2 separate regions of the Homo sapiens genome follow, and region 2 is linked to region 1. A link is a contact called in ENCODE Hi-C or POLR2A ChIA-PET data. All regions are on one chromosome and are shown on one strand. The core of a region is the stretch at or near the end of the contact, and the rest is flanking DNA. Distances in the headings are between cores, read along the strand shown. Region 1 overlaps ZNF521 (zinc finger protein 521). Region 2 overlaps ZNF521 (zinc finger protein 521).

The links. Hi-C counts contacts between places; a loop is a spot of excess contacts on that map. ChIA-PET counts read pairs that join two places held with the same protein, here RNA polymerase II (POLR2A). Pooled maps may share reads with other maps.
Region 2: a pooled map shows a loop between it and region 1 (4-fold over the local background). The contact joins two enhancer-like sites. A Hi-C loop is called at or near these places in 4 of 50 pooled maps. POLR2A ChIA-PET finds 5 or more read pairs at or near these places in 2 of 52 experiments (BJ and OCI-LY7).

What each region holds. Positions count from the first base shown.
Region 1 is chr18:25,133,847-25,140,131 of GRCh38, reverse strand. All of the region lies in intron 5 of ZNF521 (zinc finger protein 521), which reads left to right. Among named protein-coding and RNA genes, the nearest start is that of LINC01894, 150 kb to the right of the region's middle. Within about 2 kb of position 3,495, at least 2 of the 41 ENCODE cell types and tissues checked have a DNase peak (open chromatin) inside an H3K27ac peak, as active enhancers do.
Region 2 is chr18:25,280,990-25,287,274 of GRCh38, reverse strand. All of the region lies in intron 3 of ZNF521 (zinc finger protein 521), which reads left to right. Among named protein-coding and RNA genes, the nearest start is that of ZNF521, 68 kb to the left of the region's middle. RefSeq lists an enhancer at 782-2,486. Within about 2 kb of position 2,347, at least 4 of the 41 ENCODE cell types and tissues checked have a DNase peak (open chromatin) inside an H3K27ac peak, as active enhancers do.

The DNA of each region.
Region 1 (6,285 bases), core at 2,246-4,745:
TACCATGGTCTCCTTTCACCCGGTGTCTTTGTCCATTTGCGCTGCTATATACCATAAACTAGGGGCTTATAAGCAACAGAAAATTATTTCTCACAGTGCTGGAGGCTGAGAAGTTGGAGATCAAGGCACCTGCAGATTGTGTGTCTGGTGAGGGCCAGCTTCCTGCTTCATAGACAGTGGCTTGTTTCCGTGTACCTTACTTGGTGAAGGGGCAAGGAAGTTATTCGGGATTTCTTTTATAAGGGCATTAATCCCATTTGTGAGGGCTCCAATCTCAGAACCTGAAGGCCTAATACCTCCTAATACCACCACCTTCAGGGATAGGATTTAAACATATGAGTTGGGAGGGAGACATACACATTCAGTCCACTGCACTCAAAGACCTAGTGCTGTATTACTTAACACAGAGCACTTGTAGATTGAAGGAATCAAACTAGGTTCCAAAGAAAGAACTTGGACTTTGGAGTGGACCTGGGCTAGAATATTGGCTCTCTGTGTGTAATAATGGGCAGGTCAGGTAACATTTCTGGCCTTGATTGTCTTACCTGAAAAGGGCTGTAACACCTCTACTAGAGGCACTCAGCAGATGGCAGCTCTCTTCTGTGTCATACCTTTCCCAAGGGCTGTGGACTGTAAGACCAGGATATTTCCCTGGGACAGCTCTTCTGCACTGACTTTTCCTGTATGGTCTTTTGCTACAGATTCCTTTGCTCTTAAAGGCTTATTGTCTTTTTTTTTTTTTTTTTTTTTTTTTTTTTTGAGACAGAGTCTTGCTCTGTCGCCCAGGCTAGAGTGCAGTGGTGTGATCTCAGCTCCTGGATTCAACCTCTGCCTCCTGGGTTCAAGCCATTCTCCTGCTTTAGCCTCCCGAGTAGCTGGGATTACAGGTGCCTGCCACCACACCCAGCTAATTTTTTTTATTTTTAGTAGAGACGGGGTTTCACCATGTTGGCCAGGCTGGTCTTGAAATCCCAACTTCATCATCCACCCACCTCAGCCTCCCAAAGTGCTGGGATTACAGGCGTGAGCCACCGTGCCCAGCGTCTTTTTGCATTACTAACTTGGTGGAGGCACATGGAACGCTTACTCAACAACCCAACAGGCATATAGATTCTTCTTGATATAGAAAAGAGTTTGCCTTTCTTCTGCACAGAAAAATATCCCAGCAGCTAAAACCCAACCATCTTGTACAATGTCCTTACTTGCTGGACTTAACAGAGTTCCCTCCAGTGCCCTGTGGCCTGTTGAATGAGTAAGGCAGTGTTCGTGGGTAGAGCACAAGATAGGATGGGAATCACAAGGCCAGGCTCCTGCCACCAAATTGATACGTGGAAATGAGGCCAAGCCAGTTCTCTTCTCTCAACCTCAGTTCCTCAGTTTCCTTTTATGTTAAATCGGGGCATTGAATGAAATGGTCTTTAAGGCTCTTCCAGGACAAAATTATTATAATTTGAAAAGTATGAAAGATCTGTCACCTGCAACTATTATTTTTTGATCATACATTTTCTGTTCATTAGCTTTGAGATGGTCCACAGACTTCTAAGCTAATGCTTTATCGATGAAATCAGCTCCTTTCTTCCTGCTTTTCCTGAGCTCTGTCCTCCCCACCCCCACCCTCCACTCTCTTTCTCAGAGAATAAGAGGTGGCTTTCACACCAGCTGGTTAATTTCCCTGGTTTCACACTACTGTTTAATGATCCGTTTCTCGTGTGCCACCTCTCTCATCTATGGAAAGATAGGTACAAATTGTACCTATAAAAATTAGAATATTATTCAGGGTTATCTTTTTTCTTTCAAAATTTTGAACCTCAAAATAACTTTCCGATATTTGTTTTCCTTCACAAGTTCTTTGAAATATGTTGAGGTCTTTGACACCCTCTGTTTTCAGATGCTGAGAGAGTAGATGCCTTTAATATTCTCAGTTGTATTCAAAGCATAGCAGTTGAATCCCTGGGAGGTATCAGCCCTGGAACTGGACCAGAGTATGAAGCATGTGGGCAAGGTTGGGCTTGCTGGTTCCTCAGTCTCCCAGGAAGTCCTTGGTACTGTTTTGTGTCTGGTTCTACCAGCGGAGGCCCTATCCCAGTGGGTGAGGATGTCTGTGTGGAAGTCCTTACTTAAGAAAGACCTGAGAAATTGATTGCTTGTAAAATGGAGTCACTAAACAAGGGCTTACAGAAGGAGAGTTTCTGAACACCCCCATTAATAAAGACTTTTTTTGCTTTTAGTAAAACAGTGCTGCATAAAGAACGGTGGCCTTAGGATTAGGCATCCTTAGGATCAAACGCTAGCTTTGCCACTTACTAACTAACACATGGAAGTCTCTTATTTTCTCTGGGACTTGGTTCCTCAGCTGTTAAATGAAGGCGTTGGACTCGATGTCTGTCCCAGTTCTTCCCCAATGAGGTTGAGGCTCACTGCTGGGATTTAGGAAGTGTGTGTGCACACACATGTGCTCTGTCTGTCTGCTTGTCCATAAGGAAGTGCAGAATCTGGACAGGAAAAATGAAGAAGACGGACTTGATTTCCTGCTGACATTTTCCTCTGAGCCAGTCAGATCAGTCAGCTGCACTGGACTCCATGGGACCAGTCTTCATACCTGTGATTGTCTGCTTAGTGGAAGGTCTAAATGTGGTAATACAAATGAATTGGCCATTACCGGCGAGACAAATCCTGATAATACAGTTAGGAACTGTCAGAGGAATCCGCCAAAGAAACAAGAGCAAAGCTTGTAGGGGCAGCCTACTTCCAAATATCCCAGTTCTAACAGTAGAGAAACCTTTGCCCGAGGTGATACTGTGGGGCAGGGTTTGAAGGAGCCTTCTCCACCACTTATAGCTGCTGGATTGTAAAGGTTATTTTGGTTTGTGTTTTAAAAGGAAAGCTATTTGCACTCATGCCATACACTGTGGTTGTTCTTTAACACTGCTTTGGCAAGCAGAGGAGTTTTCAGGAAGGACATTAGCAAGAAGGGTTATAGATTTTGGCTGTTTTAGGAAGACGCAGTCTTTCAATTACATTTAAAAAGCACCAGAAATGGAACACTTGTTTTTATAGACGTAATCGGATTTGGACTGGACTGTGGTGTGGCGAGACTCATCCTGGGGGTTACAAGGAGACAGAGGAGGATCCTTTTGGGAGGTCAGAGGGCACAGCAGCAGGAACCAGGCCTCCCTGCCTGTGTTTTTCCCAAGGTCTCTTGTATTCCCCCAGTCCAACAACCACATTCGGCACACTCACTCACACACACATGTGGTGTCCCATTTGGTTTAACAGTTCAAATTCATATAGGAACTTTCAATTTGAAATTCAGCTCTGTGGGTGATCTTTTGGGGCGGAGAATATTTCAACATAATCTAATGGAATGAAATAATTTTCTGTTTTATTACTAGACTCCAAAACAAAGGATCTGGCGTCTGGTGCCCACACCTCTGTAATCAGTGCATGACAGGAGAGACAGCGTAGCCTAGTGATTAACTCTGGTGTCCCTGGAGTCAGGAATCCCTCTTCCCACTCCCTGCTTCTGCCCTTCTCACGTGGTCTTGGGTGAGTCATTCACCCTTTCTCAACCTGAACCTCTCCTTCTATGAAAACAATAAAACTGATCATTGATAATAATAGTAATACCTCAAAGGGCTATAGAAAGAATTCAATGAGGTCACATATGCAAAGAGCTCAGAGCAGCACCTAACAGTAATTACCCAACCCATGTTAGACATTATTGTTGTTATTATTGTTGTGTTTTTAATACTTAGCCTTTCTGACTCTTGTTTTCTTACCTGAAATGTGAAAGAGTTGAACTAGGTGATCTGAAAACTCCTCTATCTCCAAAGCTTACTAAAATATTGATGTAAAATAGGGACTATATAGAAGTATTTTAAACAAATTGGCATGAACATAATATCAACAAATCACTATGCACTTTCTGCATTAATTGCATAGAAATGAAATTTTTCTTTCCAAAGAAACTGTATATCCAGAAGAAGAAAACATTGGGAAGCCAACAACTTTTTTTATATATTATTACGAAATTTTTGGTGCATTTCTTTTAACAAAATAGCTTATTGATTTATGTGAAGGGAAAAAGGGGAATATTTCTGTCTACTTTAATTTTCTCTGATTTTTTTGTTGAGTAGCAATAATGTATTTTATCTTGTATAATCTTTCAAAAGCCTTCACGTTTTTAACAAGATCTTACAGCTGTTTATATGTTATACTGAAATATAATATTGACTAAGCTGACATATATATTAAAAAGCAACCAAGGAATAAAGGGTATTGTTTTGGTATATAAATCAAAAATAATACAGCAACTGGTCTTTCAGTGATTAAAGCTGCCTTTCCCTTTAATAACTCTCCTAAGAAACAGGAAATGTAATTTCCCTACACCTTTCCTGGGGCTCTCCAATCAGCTAGGTCCTCTGGGGGTTCCCTACTGTATATTCCTTCATCAACAAGGAGTCCCCCAAGGGGCCCACACACACTCTGTTAAAATTAGCTGTGCTCCACATTAGTGACGGGAGCTGAGTATTCCTCAGAGGGGTACACAGTTGTATGGTGCTGCTTCCTGTTTGAGCAAAATCATATCTTTAATTGCAGAGAATTTTTTTCATTACCTGTTAATTGATAAATCATGCTTGCTCCTGCTGCTGTGGCTTGTGTAGCAAACCTGGTCATGGAGCCGTCTCCAGCCCAACCCCCATCATCCTTCCAACCCAAACAAAAAGGAAAAGAAACATTATGGCCAGAGAAGGAAAACAAGCAGGTTGGATTTCTGGGCAGTAGCCTCAAGGAGTTGCATTAAAACAAAACAAAGACATACACACACACACACACACACACACACACACACGTATACATATACATGTATGTATGTGTACATATATAAAATAAGGTAAAGAAGCCATTTAAAATGTTTCTCTTTTCTTTCCCCCTCCTTTTGTCATTCTTGTCCTTTTATTCATGTTTCTAATCTGGGTAGCAAGAGGCCACTGTCTTGGCAAGAACAGTAAAAATCCTGAGTATAGTGAAATAATTTAGCTGATAATTCCCCACTGTATAATTTTCTACGCTTCCTGCTAGCTGACCTTGTGGGCTCCTGTCAAGTTGCTAAGGGAAATCCAGCAGGACTCCAGCTCAGTTCCTTTACTTTTAAGAAGTATTACAGGATAGAGTGGTGTGTTTGTGGCAGCTTAGTTATGGGGCCGTACATTCTGTGTTTGATCAAATAGCACTAAGCACCCCCTCCCCACCACTTGCTTGGATCTTCTCCTCCCACCCCTCTTTTTGTGGTAGCTGGAAGATGGAGAAATTGCTGCAAAGTGTTGAGCTGGAATCATGAGCTTGATGGATGTCATCAGAATGTGCCTGGATCCCTTGGGGCGTGGCCAGGGGAGGAGGCTGGCCAAACTGAAGACATCTAATGGAGCCTTTTATCTCAGAGATGTCAGTCTTAGTCCAGATTGGGATGGAGTGAAAAGCTGCAACCGCTGCAATAAAAATTGTTTTGGAGTTGGAACACATCACCCCCAATTCCTTGCTGTCTGAAGTCCGCTTCCCACATCCCCAGTCTTGCTGGGCTACATCAGATGCAGTTTGGGCAGGTAGTAGAAGGCAGAGTAAGCAGATGGGAATATTGTCTTTATCATAATGTTCACAGACCAGGCAAAAGTTACCCTGCTCATTAGGAATGGGACACAATACACCATTGATTTGTGTCCAAGTAATTCCCAGGTAATTATAGGCCATCGATCTAACTGAGCAGTAGCTATGGTGGTTATATTCTGCAAATCTCATGTTGCCTCACACCTGGTGACTGCAGCGCCATTACATCAAAAGATCTAGAACAGTTTCCTCCTTAAGCTTCCTTTGGCCACAGGGATGTGTGGAGACTGTGGGATGGTTCCAGAAGTCTTTAGGAAGCCTGATGACTTGTACTTGCAGCCACTCTGCAAGCCTTGTTCTTTAAAATTCCGTCTGTTAGGATACAAGAGGTAAGGCAGCTTCCTGTTTGTAGTTGCTGTTTATAGGCCGCCAGCAGTAAGACAGGAATTGCATCAGCTGGCTGGTTTTGTGTCTCAGCTGTCACCAAAAGAGTGTAGTAATATTCCTGATTAAATGTCATTACTCTGTGGCACAAAAATGGGAACACTGACATGATTTTGGATCTGTTCCTGTTAAAATTCAGCCCTAGTAGCAAATTATGTCTGCTATGGATTAAACACAGCTATTTTTGAGCTATATTCTATTGCAGGCTCAGAATTTTTATCAATAAGTCTACACATT
Region 2 (6,285 bases), core at 1,098-3,597, 150 kb before region 1:
AAGAAATTAGGATTTGCTGCTCTCTCCTCAGTTGCATGTCAGAATGATTACGGAGTCAGTTTCCTCAGAAGAGAAGCCGACCAGGCCCCCCAGGAGTGTTTCTTGAGGCCACGTTTTTACCAAGTTTGCTTGGTATGTTTGGTCTCTTTGTTCTTTGAGGATATTCTGTATTAGTTACAGAGAAGCATTTTCCTTATAGCAAAGAAGGTATTTTAAGCTAGATAAGAAAAATGGGCCATTTTCTTCTCCTGTCCCCAAAGTCCATGTCTGGTCCATGAATTTTCTTTTGGAGTATTCACTGATATTCTAAAGATGTCTTCAGCAAATATAAGTCCCATATGATGTAATTTGCAAAAGATATTTGGAATTGAAACCACCCTTGTATGTGCTTTCATTTCCTCAGTCCAGGGAGTCCGAGGATCTTGTGTTAGATTAGACTAGGTGGGCACGCTTTTAACCGCTGAGGTGCCTTGGCCTAGACTCTGCGTCTTCCCCTCCTCCCCTTTTCGTTTAATTAAATTTCTGATTCCCCTTTCCAGACCTTCAAATCCCGTTTTTCTTTCCTCCTACCCAAATGGTGTTTAGTTGTTACTCAGCTTCTATTTCAAGAAATGAAAAAATAGAGATTATTTTTAATATCTGAGAGATATATAGTCTATGAGATGTGACTGATTATTGTATGACCTTTGTTTTTTCTCAACATTTGTTTTTCTTTAGGAATAAAATAGTAGCTAAGATTGGAAATCTGTTTCAATTGAGAAGAATGGGTGTTTTGTTGGTGGCAGACATTGGCTCTCCTCTGTATGGTGGTAGGTAGGGCTGGAAGCTGATGATGGCTGATGTGCAAATCTTGTCATTTTATGCAAGCTGGTGCTGTTCATCCTCCAGCTCTTTGCAGAGAATGTAGTTTTATGTTCATTTAATAATTATCCATTTTGGTTGTACTTGTCGGGGAGAGCTTCTTGAGCCCCATCAGTTTTTCAGAGAAGCACCACTCAAGCTCTTCTGCTGAAAATGTTTTTCCTTCCCTCCCTTCACTTCATTCCACTCTTCCCCTTATCGACTCTCTCATCAGTGCCAGAGCTCTTCAGTATTCCACTCCTGTCCTTTGTGAAGTGATTTTGCCCAGACACGTCTGGCTCAGGGTGAAGTGCCCTCCCCTGAGAGCGCGCACTGCAGCCCCAGGTCGCCAGCACCATGAATACATTATTATCCCAATTTCCATCCTGTTGCCACGGCAGCACTTTTGGAGCTGCTGGGTTATTAAGTCGTACATCACTAATACCCTGATATGAGCAGAAGTTGGATTTAATATCGGCCTTTGATCAGATTACCTCCCAACAGTCAGCTGTCATTAGAAAATTCCTTTGCTCATTATACCCTCAGAGCTCTGGCCTGTGTAGCAAAAGGGTGGCAGTCCTGATACATGGAGGCAATTTCAAGCCTGGGCCTTGCACTGTACACTTAATTTATTTTCTGACCTTTTTGTGATTTGGGGAGATTCTGTATAGCCATGCGTGCATGTGCGCGCGCAGGCGCGTACGTGTGTGTGTGTGTGTGTGTGTGTGTGTGTGTGAGAGAGAGAGAGAGAGAAGTGCAACTACAAAATCTGTCTGTAGTTCTGTAGGTGGTGGATAGAGGTACGTGTGAGGGGGTGGTTGTCTTTTGCCAAGTGATACTATACTTTGTTGGAAAGTGTCTGTTTTCTGCCTGTCCTCGGGTAATGTATAAAACATGGTGCTTCAGGTAGAGATGAAGGGTAAACTGATGTCCCCCTAAATGGCCAGCCTGTGTATGCACCTAACACTTCACTGAGCAATCTGTCAACATGTCAGCAACACATGTTTTATAAAAAGCCTCCAGTGGGAGCAAAGGCTCCTGCCAGGGCTTAGGAAATGCTTTGAATTCAGCAGATTTCTATTGCTGGAGTCCCCCGAGGTTCCTTTTACAATGCCTACATTTCAGAAATTTGAACTTGGGACCCTTAGGGGGTTCTCTCCGAATGCCTGAAAATGTAGAGTTATATTGTTGCGTGTCCCCAAGCGGTCTTTACTAATACCTGAATTCGGAGAAGCTGGAAATTACAGAGCTCCCCAGGGGAAGCTTTATCCACACCAGGAAGAAGAGAATAACTCTGCAGGGAGATTGCTTAATGCATTGCTGAAATAAAAGAATTTGAGAGAGATGGGTTGAAGTGTTTTTTTTTTTTTTCCCTTTTCTGGCCACTCCTTCAGCTTAGCTAAGTCCTTAAAGACAAAGTCAGGGTAAGGAAGCAGCTGGGCTCTTTTTAATGAAATTTTAGATGTGGCTTTTGAAATAGTCAGATGCCTGATGCCTCCCTGTGTGTGTGTGTGTGTGTGTGTGCGCGCGCGCACGCACATGAGTGTTTGTGTAGTCTCTCTCACTAGAAACCTCTTTTGTTTACATGCAAAAAGTTGTTTTCATTTTTAGGTGCATCATCAGTTTCATCTTGTTTCCTTCCAGGCTTAGCTGTTTCTTTTTTTATACTCCCAATGTACCTGTCTCAGTTACTTGGAAATATTTCTTCATCTCTTTCTCTTTTTTTATGGTGCTTTTCTTTTATTACATCTGCCTGTCATGCTTTGTACTCTCCCCTTTTCATAACTTGTGGTGTTGCTACTTTCCTTTCGAACTCTCACTGCTTTATTGAAGACTTCTTTATGCCTATGACTCTGCCTCTCTTTTTAATTTTCCTCCGGCCCTCAGCGCTCTCGTCTCAACTCAGATTTTGGAAATACTTGGGTATTTTTTGGCTGCTTTCTGATGAGATGACTTTGCTGATTTTTTTGTGTGACGTATTGTTATTTTGCTGCTGCTACATTTCATCAAGACAGGTTGCTTTGACAATTTGGAGTAGATCTGCAAGCTTCAGACTCGGTTGTGCATTCATTCAGGAAGTAAAGGATAGCTAGAGCAGTGCGTTTAGTGTGTGTATGTGTGTGTGTGTAAATGTTTATCATACATACATAGGGCTTGAGGGCAAGGGTGGGAGTGTCATTGTTGTATTTTAAGTGAATAAAAAATTTTGAAGTCCATTTCTGTTCTTTATTATCTCTGGTAAAGAGAAAGAAAAATATCCTCCTTGTGTGTGCACTTTTCTAGATCTTTCCTTGGCTGTCTTTTGACACCATGTCACCTGACCTTATCAGGAGGGAGCTGGGGGCTCAGGCTCATGTTTACTCAGGGTCCTCCTGGGACTGAACACTACCTTTGAGTCCAGCTTCTTTCAGCTTTGCAGACAAAGACAAGGAGGACATTCTCACAGAACTCAGCCGTCTAGTGTAAAACAGTTCCAGCTGTTGCTGCTCATGAATTTTTTTGGGGGGGGGGGAAAGTATTGGCTTGTTTTTTAGGTGTGGCTACATTCATAGAGCTGTCTCCAGACATTGATTTTTTTTCTTCAACTGATTCCGTTTAAAAGTGGTGAGGGATTAAAACACCAACTCTTTTGGAATTTGGCAAATTATAATAAGGTTTTAAACTCCCGTCAATGATGATGGGGGTATTCAGATCTTTTGCTTTTGAAGTTAAAAAGGGTCAGATGTTTTCAGATTTACCCAAATTTACGATTTCCAGCAGCACATTATTTTCTATTTTCCATTTAAGTTTATGTTCAGCTATTGAATAATATTCTTGGATTTTTCTGGAAAGCTTTCTGGTGAAACATCAAGACAATGAAATTAATTATACTTAATGCAGACACATAAACTTGGAGGGGGTATAGTTGGTGTTTTTAAACTAATGTTCTTGCTGATACAGCAAAATCCTGTGAAGGTTTTATAGACATATTTATTGTGGTCCAGTAATTGGAGACCGACCTCAGCTTTTAATTAGCGTATGTTGGACCAGAGACCAGGGAAGAGCCCCTGAATTAGGCTCTGATTTTGACTCTTGCTAAGTGCTGGCAAATTCAAGGGTTAAGCTTAGAGCACAGCAATCCTCATGAGTAGGAGAGGCAAGAGTGGGAATGTATGATGTGCAAAACCAGGTGACTGAGGTGAAATTCTTCCTTAGACAGAAGGAGGCAACTTTTCAAAGTGAGGGGCCTGGTGGAAGCTCTTTGCTGAGAAAAAAGATAGTGAGTGGAGGTGCTTGTTGATATGTGTTAGAGGCTCATGCCAACACTCCTGTGAGATTTTGGTTGTACTTTCCTTGGATAGAGTGCTTGTCCCATCCATTACACAGAAAGAGGTACCAGCTGCTTCCTGCACAAAGCAGGCACGCTGTGGTTAAAGTCATTCTCTGTAGGTTTAATGCATTGGAGGAAAGCATTTTGTACTTAAGCACTTTAAGGATTCACTGAAACACTTGAATCTGGCTCCCTAAAAATTTTAAAAGCTCTTTTATCTCTACTCCACGTGGTGCCTTTCACTTAGAAATCTTCTGTGTTCTTTGCTGTCCTTGTCAGTCTGGAAAGTGCTTTATTCTTGCTGGATTTTTTTGTTTTGTTTTTCTTATTTGCAGGTGTCCCTGGTAAAGGCCTAAAGGGGGGAAAAAAAAGCAGTAGGATTTTTTACTAAAATAATATTTCTTTTTAGGTGTGGCATTTTGTATATAATTTAACTTAATTTTTTTGGGCTTCTGACTAGTCCTTTCAAAAAGATCCCTCTGATGCCCTGTCACAGTGGGGATGGAATATTGTTTTTGGCACATCCACATTGCCTTTCATTTCCCTGTCCCCACCATGCACCGCCCCCTCCATGTGCAAGCTCACACTTTATTACCTGTATACTTGGCCAGCCGGATGGAGTGCCGCTCTGCAGACTTCCTCTTTCCAAACACTGAACTATGTTATTCTGACACCGGGTGCTGCCTCCCCTAAGGCTTGGGTGTGAAGGACTAGCCTGCACTTTGCTCCCTGGTCTAGTGGCCCGACGCACTGGTCACAAGCCGCCTGGCTTTCCAGTGGTTCCGATGTGCATGTTTCTCACCCTGCTTCTCCCTACTCCTCTCTGGCCCTCCTCCTTTCTGCCTTCCTACCTGGCTCCAAAGGCAGCTGATCCCCTCATCCCCCCAAAACAGTTTTGGGATGTTTTGGAAGAAATACCAGTACACATATTCATAGGTGCTCTGTGTTCTCAAGTTTACCTTCCAAACTGTAGAAAGTTTAGGAAATGGAGCAGAGGAGTTGTTTTTTGGAACCCTTGGATTCTTAAACAGAATTTTCCTATAATTATAAACGAGTGGCAACTTCCTAACAAAATTAATCCTTTTCTCAGGAAGGGTGCAAAGAGTATTTTCAAGAGTCTGAAAAACAGGATCCTATTTTGAACAAAAGGCAAAAAGCTTTGCCTAGAATATGAGAGGATTTTTTTTTTTCTGCCAGTTTTAGGCCAGCAGGATTCTAGTAAATGCTGATGAAGTACCGCCTGTGATTCCTTCCGTTATTTTTGACCGCATGCTTTATTCTAGCCACTTGCCTGGTAAGATACTCTAAACTGCACTGGACAGTCAGAAACCTCCTAAAGTCTTTTGGTAAGATTGTGTTTCATCGCATTCATGGAAGGCAAGTCACATTGCCTGAGCGCAATTTCTAGCTCCACCTTTTAATAGTCACGTGATTTGGGGAAGTTGCTTAACTAACTCTTTGTGCTTCTGTATCTGTAAAATGGAGCTACTAATAGTCCCCTTCTCTTAGGGTTCCCTTAAGGAGTAAAGGAGATTATGCATGTCAGACACAGTGTGAGTTTAGAACATAGTGTTCAATGACTGTTAGCTGTGATTGATTGTTACTATGTAGAGTAAGTCATTCTTAAACTTTTACTGTTTTCCACAGTCTACATTTCCAGCACATGCATTCTATGGAACAAACTTCTTGACTTGTGATTTGGGTCAGCAAACTTAATTTGGGCCAAAGTTGTACTTTAGTTAGAAAGCAAGACCCTCCCACTTGCCTTCTGTGTGCAGGAATGAGGAGGACATTTCCTCTCTCATTTAGTATTTGTGTTGAATGACAATAACAGGATCAAAGTAGGTTTACATCAAGCATAATTTCCTCACGTGTGTTTGAGATTGCTTCTTGCTTTGCTCATTATTTTCTAGTCCTGGTTTTCTATGAAAAAGTTTCTGCAGATCAAATACCATGCAAGACGGATAAAGCTGTAGGTGCATAGGAAATTAAATGGTTGTGGAACACTAATTTATATATCTCTGGACTCTTCACCCCTAAGTCCATTATTTGTTGATAGGATGTAAGAGAAATTTCACAACTGGGAAGTAGAAAATGAGGGCAAGACAGGTGTAAGGATTGATTTGCTTAGAATG